Linked DNA regions of Mus musculus: all the other regions are linked to region 2. The links are chromatin loops, found by intact Hi-C in ENCODE. Cell type or tissue: heart. All regions are shown on one strand.

Evidence for each region. Hi-C counts contacts between places; a loop is a spot of excess contacts. Peaks named below come from ENCODE experiments on the same cell type or tissue, not always from the same donor. Only the 100,000 strongest peaks of a DNase experiment are listed, where the experiment ranks them.
Region 1: it touches region 2 in a loop (2.0-fold over the local background); 2 of 42 quality-filtered maps call a loop at or near these places.
Region 3: it touches region 2 in a loop (2.5-fold over the local background); 2 of 42 quality-filtered maps call a loop at or near these places.

Annotation. Positions count from the first base shown.
Region 1 is chr10:45,284,591-45,287,090 of GRCm38, reverse strand. No RefSeq gene overlaps it. Among named protein-coding and RNA genes, the nearest start is that of Popdc3, 3.5 kb to the left of the region's middle. In heart, no CTCF peak of the experiment used is centred here; a DNase peak (open chromatin) is centred at 1,280; H3K4me3 peaks cover 444 bases; H3K27ac peaks cover 967 bases.
Region 2 is chr10:45,229,100-45,231,599 of GRCm38, reverse strand. No RefSeq gene overlaps it. Among named protein-coding and RNA genes, the nearest start is that of Gm26016, 38 kb to the left of the region's middle. RefSeq lists an enhancer at 1-2,500. In heart, no CTCF peak of the experiment used is centred here; a DNase peak (open chromatin) is centred at 1,449; H3K27ac peaks cover 2,500 bases.
Region 3 is chr10:45,334,500-45,336,999 of GRCm38, reverse strand. Bves (blood vessel epicardial substance) reads right to left here and starts at 1,265. Exons shown (of 8, transcript NM_024285.3): 1 at 1,119-1,265. In heart, no CTCF peak of the experiment used is centred here; a DNase peak (open chromatin) is centred at 1,249; H3K4me3 peaks cover 2,283 bases; H3K27ac peaks cover 2,172 bases.

The sequences.
Region 1 (2,500 bases), 55 kb before region 2:
ACAGGGTTTCTCTGTGTAGTCCTGGCTGTTCTGGAACTCACTCTGTAGACCAGGCTGGCCTTGATCTCAGAAATCTGCCTGCCTCTGCCTCCCAAGTGCTGGGTGCACCAAGAGTACAGGTCTTTTACCTGGACCGTGACGCATGCGCAAAAGGATGTACAGTGGGTGTCATGGCAATGGACACAGGAGTGGTGCTATTGTCTAGAGATGATGTGTCTTGTCTCTTGGTCCAGGAGCTGTCTGTCTGTCCAGGAGTTTCTGGCTGTCCAAGGATGTACTGCATGATAACACCTGTGGCTTGCTTCTAAACAGTGGCAGAGCTGACTCACAGATGCCACTACTGTGACCACAATCTGTCATAAAAGGCTCCCTTTAGCCATCAGACTTTCTGTAGAGACCATCCTTTCTGGCTTGGTGAAGAAAATGGCCATGACATCCTGTGGTGAGCAGGCGTGGTAGGCTCTAAGAGTCCAGAGGCAACCTCCAGCCAACAGCCTCTTGTCTATAAACCAGTGACATGGATTCTAACTGTAAGTTTAAGTGACCTTGGAAGTTGATTCTTTCCCCACCAAGAATCCAGGTGAGAACTTCAACCGTGTGATGTCTCAATTGCAGCTTTGTAAAACCCAAAGAAGTCCATGCCAGGCTTCTGACTCATCCACAGACTACAATTCCTTCCACAGTCAGTGTTGTGTAAGCATGACTACTTAGTAGCAACCTTGTTCTCCTCTCTTCCCCACATGCACTTCATTACCTTGACACCAGCAGAGTCCCTTTGAGATTAAATACCTGGTCAGTGGAGCCTCAAAGGTGTAGGACTCCCTGGGTCCTCTAGCTGCATAAGAAGAGAAGTCTTCCTTCTGTCCTGTCCTGTCCTGTGGGCTTTGCCCTGTACTGGTGCTAAGCAGGAAGATAGCTTTGCTGACTAGTTGCCCTGTGATGTGAGGAATATTTATGATAAAGAGTAAGTCCCAGGTAAAATACTACATCATACCTCAGCCCACAAGTCTTGGTAGAGCTTCAGTTTGAGACTTGCCTTCCTGCTCTCATCAGCTTGTCCTTTCTCTAGCCTCAACACTTGAGGCTTATGCAGTAGCTCACTAAATGCCCTGACTCCCAGATGAGATCCAGCCCAACGTGTCCCCTTTCCCTCTATGCCAGCTGATCTTATGCCAACTTGACACACAAACTAGAGTTATCTGAAAAGAGGGAACTTTAAGTGAGGAAGTGCCTCCGTGAGATCCAGGGGTAGGGGTAGGGGTGAGTTTTTAGCTACACCGATTTGGCTCCTGGCTGACTGCACCAGCCCCGGAGCTATTTTTGGATTCTTGAATGAAAGGTGCACACACACTAGCTTATTTTTAAAGTGCCTTGGCTACCTCGAAGGCACTCCTAAACCTTCCCCTGCTACCCCAGGCCCAATCAGGAAAGTGGCCAGTGGCCATCTACCCAAAATCTTACATGGCTGGTTGGCTTTATCTCCTGCTGCTCCTTCATCCCATCCTTCTTCCCCAAGTCCTGGAGTTCTGTGTCTCCTCCCCACTGTGTCCTTGCTCGCACAACTCTAAGGTCCCGGCCCATCTTCCTTTGCCCAGCCATTGGCTGCTGACATTTTTATTGATACATCAAAAAATTGGGGAAAAGACCTTTAGCATTTGGACACACAGAATCCTGATTGAATCAAAGCATTAGAACCAATTTCCAACATGTATGGCATTTTCTTAGTGATTGATGGGAGAGGGCCAAGCCCATTGCGGGTGGTGCCATCCCTGGACTGTGGTCCTGAATCTTATAAGAAAGCAGGCTAAGCAAGCCATGAGAGGAAAGCCACACTCCTCCATGGCCTGTGCATCAGCTCCTGCCTCTAGGTTCCTGCCCTGTTTGAGTTCCTGACCTGATTTTCTTCAATGATGAACAGTCATTTGGAACCATAAGGTAAATAAACCCTTTTCTCCCCAGTTTGCTTTTTTGGTCAAGGTGTTTCACTGTAATGATAAAAATCCTAAGACACCATCCCTCCCTCCCTCCCTCCCTCCCTCCCTCCCTCCCTCCCTCCCTCCCTCCCTTCCTTCCTTCCTTCCTTCAGTCCTTCCTTTATCTCTTTCATTTTTAAGCCTGCAATAATCCTTCCTAGTTCTGTTTATATCTTTCACTTCTTTCTATTACAACATAGTTTTACGATATGAGTAAAACATATGTTGTGGGAATTTGGCAGGAATATGACATTGGAGTAGGAGGAAGTAGGCTTAGATCTCTTGGTCTTGATAAGCCCCCAGAAACAGTGATCACCGGACTTTGTTTTATTGCCTTGTTTGTTCCTTAACCTAGAACTGATCTTATTCCTTGCATGCACTAGAATGGTATAAAAGCAGGCTGGAGAAAAAGAAAACAGCCTCAGCACTGGCTGGAGTCATGTTATAGTGTTGTCTAATTGTCCTTTTCTTTTCCATTCTCCCTCCCTCCCTTAGGACCCCATTAACGGACTGAACTGGTCATATAT
Region 2 (2,500 bases):
GGCTCACTGGCCGGGCCAGTCTAACCAAATCAGTGAACCTCGGGCCAATACGAGACCTATCTCAAAAAACAGAGGACACTGCCTGAGGAAAGACACCGGAGGCACAACCTCATGCATGTGAACACCCTGAAACCATGACTTTTAAGAGCTCAATTGATTTTACTCCATTGAAGTTTACCTGGCACATAAACATGCATTTATAATAAATATCTGCCTTGTCCTCAGCATTGTCAGTAGGAGATGCCCCTGCCTGTCTCTGATGTGATGCTACACGTCCTTGCTTTCTGGGTGACAGAGGACCTTGAACATCTCTGGCACACATGCAGGTGTCTGATGAACTCATGCACCTCCCCAGGTAACCGAGCTTGTGGGAATTCTTAGGAATGTAAGTTTGTCATTTCCTTCACAGAGTTAATGCTGATCGTAATTCCACTCTGGGCTAGGATAGGAAGGGCAGTGCTCTGACTCGGCCAGTGAGCCCTAGGGCTGGCTGCAGGCAAGGGCTGCAGAGAAGGAGCCTGAAGCTTTGTTGCAGCTGCCAGGAATGGCTGGGGCATTCTGGGAGCAGAGCTGATTCTCAGTTATTTTAATTCCTCTAGTTTTCCAGCCTGGAGTCAAGCACCTACCCATTCAGAACTCTCGTCCCCATCCCCAGCTCCCCACTTTATCAATGACTTCTGAGCAGCAGAACCTTCTAGAATCCTCACATAGTGGCAGAACTTCAGCAGACTGGTTAGCTCTGGACAGGTATCCCATGGGAAGTTGCTAGTATATTCTGGTAAACAAGACACTGTGAATTCCGCCACACTATTTGGTTTCTGATAAATTTAAGCACCAGCAACAAATTGACTTCACAGTCGCCTTTCTCATGTATCACAGAGTGAGCATTACACTCTGAGGTACATCTCTGCTTAAATGGAGACCCAGTTTCATGACAGCTCTGCCATCCTCTGGCCTGTGTGCCTCAGAATTGAATGCATATTGGATTCCCATAAGGACCTAAGTAAAATGCAGATTGCTTTAGTAGGTCCTGGGTAAAGTCTTTCTTTTATTGTGTCTTTCTAATGCTTCCTGGGTGAACCCTGAAGTCGTGAGACCCTAAGGTGTTCCCATCTTCTGCATTGCTATAGTTAGGACTGTCATTGTGTTCTTGTCTTTAGAAACTGTGAGTGAATCTGAGAATTTCCTCTTGATGTCTTCAGTCCCAGACCTGAAGGTGGTAAGTATCACTTTTCCTCACATTACTCCTCTAAAAACTTCAAAGACCACATCAAACTGCAAGGGCAGCTGGGAAATGTGATCTCCCCAGGCAGCAGTGGATACAGTCACAAACTGTTACTATCAAGAGTGAGAAGCAGATGTTGGCAGACACATCCCAGCCCCCTGCACATTAATCTCTCTGAACCTCCTCACATGCCTCTGGGGGACCTCTAGTGTCACCCAATCAAGTCTGGTGCATTCAGAAGTGTCCCGGAGGCTTTCCAGAGCTGAACTTCACAGCATTCTTTCCTTCAGAGAACACTTGAAACGCTCTCCAGGAATTTCTGAGTGCAGAGGTGGCCTATTTAGTGGTCAGTCGCAGACTTTCTCTTTCCATTCTGCTGACTTTGAAGTGAATGAGATGACTAGATTATGTTGCTTCGAACTCGACTTGTTTAATGCTTCCTGTCTCTTGGTGAGAGCAAATTAATGCTTGTAACTCAGTTTCGTGTTCTGCTGGGCTGAGTCAATGGCGTGGCAGATTCTCCAATCTGATAATTGTGTCACTTTAAATAAAGGCCAGGCAGGCACCGGCAGTCTGGGAGTTGAATAATGATCCCAGTACATTCACGATAAAGCCCTAGTTTACTAAGCAGACAAATAGCAGCATTAGGTGGTCAAATAGCTCAAGAATACTGACTGAAATCTTACAGTTCTTGACTGATGATATTTGCTCTTCCATTTTTATTTACCTGACTGAAAATGTGCCGCTTATTCACTGAAGGAAAATTTCATTTCCCTTCATTCTTCTCAATAGTCTAGTAAATAAACAGAATTCACTCAAACTAGAATGATAGTCTCTGCTTTAGCCAACGGGATAGAAGGGCAAGAGGTCACTAAAAACGCGGTCTGGCTCAGTATTGCTTAACAGATGCATATATGAGGAAGCTCTCTGAGAAAAATTACATGTGTGTATTCTCCCTCAGTGTCTCCCCCAGAGCTTAGGGACTAATGATTTTCCAGGTAGACCTTGGCTCAGTCTAGCAGTTTTACACCTTCATTGAAATGAAGAATTTTAATGTAAGATAAAGCTTGAATATAGGGCAGGGAGTGGTGGTGCCCACCTTTAATTCCACCACTTGGGAGGCAGAGGCAGGCGGATATCTGAGTTCGAGGCCAGCCTGGTCTACAGAGTGAGTTCCAGGACAGCCAGGGCTACACAGAGAAACCCTGTCTCACAAAACCAAAAAAAAAAAAAAAAAAAAAAAAAAAGCTTGAATATAACTTGAAATTAAGCCTT
Region 3 (2,500 bases), 110 kb before region 2:
TCTGGTCAAAGGAAATTGGCAAGGAAAACTATTATTTTCCTCAAAACCAGAAAATATTAATAGCTATTAAAATGCATTACATGTGTTTATTTCTACAGTGGTGTACGGGTGCATAAGTCAGAGGACAGCTTGCTGGAGACTCTCCCCTTCCACTTCGCGGGTCCTGGGGATACAACCCAGGTTGCCAGGCGTGCTGGCATGTACCTTCACGGCCTGAGCTCTTTCACCGGCCCTAAATGGCCAGGTTTAAATGCAGGCATATTGTAGAACATACTTTGCTACGCTACACTTATTAAAGATACGCAAATGTTATATGCAGCTGTAGATATATAGTTACATATATTGCTGTGAAATGCTTCTTACCTGTCATAAATCAGTTCAATTTTTTTTCGCTATCCAATGACTTAGTCTAACGGCCTGCTTAATCACTTCTTAATAGGTTTAAGTGGCCTACACTGAACTGCCCTTATACGAATAATGAATGATGATCTAATGAAGAAGGTTAGATTACTGGATGAATTTGTAAACTGTCAAAATCAGAACGTCATCTTTCTCATCAGATCCTCCACGTCTAATTCCCCAAATTACTCACTGTAGTAAAAGCGTGCCCATCTACTGGTTTTCAAATAGGCATCTGCAGGTCTACATACCTGACCGAGGAAGCAAGCTAGCACATTAAACCTTGACCAAATTAGAAAAAAAAAAAAAAAAAAAAAAAAAAAAAAAAAAAAAAAAGAAGAAGATGAATAGCGATGAGCAAAAACCTTTTGAGGAGACGCGCAATTCACTGATATTTTCCCGGACTCTCCGCGCACCTCCGGGCGGCTCGGGGCGACGGTTTTGTGGGATCCGTCTGGCAGCCACCCGTTTCTCTAGGACGCGGGCGGGTGGCGAGGACCCGTGGCTCCCACTGCTCCCCCACCCGGGACCCGCTCGCCCTGCTCTCACAGCAGTGTCAGCGTCCACAGCTCCGCGGCCCCCCGCTGTCCCGCCGAGGGACCGGGGCGCGGGCAGGCGAAGGGCGGCTGCAAGGACGACGCGGGACGCGGGCGCATCGCAAGTTGCTCGGCCGCTCCGTGCCCAACTTTCCCGCGCGATCGCGCGCTCTGGCTCCTTACCTTGCGCGTCCCGGGGCCCGGGGGCGGCGGCGCGCGCAAAGTTTGCGACGGCGGCGGCGGCGGCGAGCGGCGGTGGCTGGACGGGCTCGCGGCGGGTCCCCAGGCAGCGCGGCCCCGGCCCGCTCCCCGTTCGCGGAGGCTTTGACTAAAATAGGCATCCCGGCGGCCGGCTGGGGCGCACGGCGCACGCGCCGCCCGAGGTCGCCCCCGCGGGCGGAGCCCCGCTCCCCGCAGACCCGCTGCCTGGCCCACCGCGTGCGCGCGCCCGCTCCCGCGCTTCCTTGTTTGGGCATGAGTGGGGACACGCGCGGACGCGGGTCGCCCCCCGCTGGAAAGGGCAGGGGAGTGAGGACAGACCCCTCGGAGAGTTGCCCGAGGCTCGGAGGGCGCTGTTGCTCCGAGACACCTGATAGCCCAGCCAGATCCCACCTACAAGCTAGCAGGCTGGATTTCAAAGGAGCGAGGTTAAATGCTTACATTTAGGACCAGAAATTGAGAAAAAATAGGATATGGACATATTCTTCAATCAGTATTTATACTGGACATGGTATACCGGACCAGATAAGAAATGCAAGAAAGTTCACAGTAATGAAAAATCGGTGGGATGAAGTTTATAGGACAAATAGAAAGGTTAAATGGACATCCGATAACCACCAAGTGTCCTCTGTGTGACAGAGAACGCAGTCCTGTGGGATCAAAGATCAAAACAGAACCCCCGCTATGTCAGGATGCGTATAGAGTACCCCCGAGGTGCACATTGGTCCAATCTGCCTAGTAGAGAGCACGCCTGCTATTCCAGAGCCAAGTAGTATAGACCAAGTTGCAATCTGTCTGCTCCAGTTGGCTCTGGGGCATTCCCCACAGGCCCCTGTGTTGATGGCTTGGCTTGGTCCCAGCATTATTGAACCTTTAAAATCTTTAAAGAGGAGTTGGCTCAGTAGTAAAGTGCTTACCAGCGAGAAGCCTGAGTTTTCAGTTCCACAACGCAGGATGCAACAGCCTAAAACCTGTTATCCCAGTGTATCCATGGGGACAGGGGAGAGTCCCTGGGAACTTCAGTGGCAGGGCAGGAAAAGTAAGTCTCAAAGAAGGTGGATGGCAGGAGATCACAGTGGCGGTTTTCCTCTTTCCTCCACCTCAAGAGAGCCTGCTCTCAAATCTCTCCCTCCCCCCATCTCACCTTCATGCCCATGCTCTCCCCACGCGCTCTCCTCTTTCCCCCTCTTCCTCTCTTCATGAGTGTATGTCCCAGGGCATGCAGAGGGACCATCAGTCTTGTCTTGTGAGTCTCGCATTAACCTGAAAGTTCCCGGTTAAGCTAGTCTAGCGGACCAGGGAGCCTCAAGGAACCTGCCTGTCACACCCTCACCAGTTTGGGATTA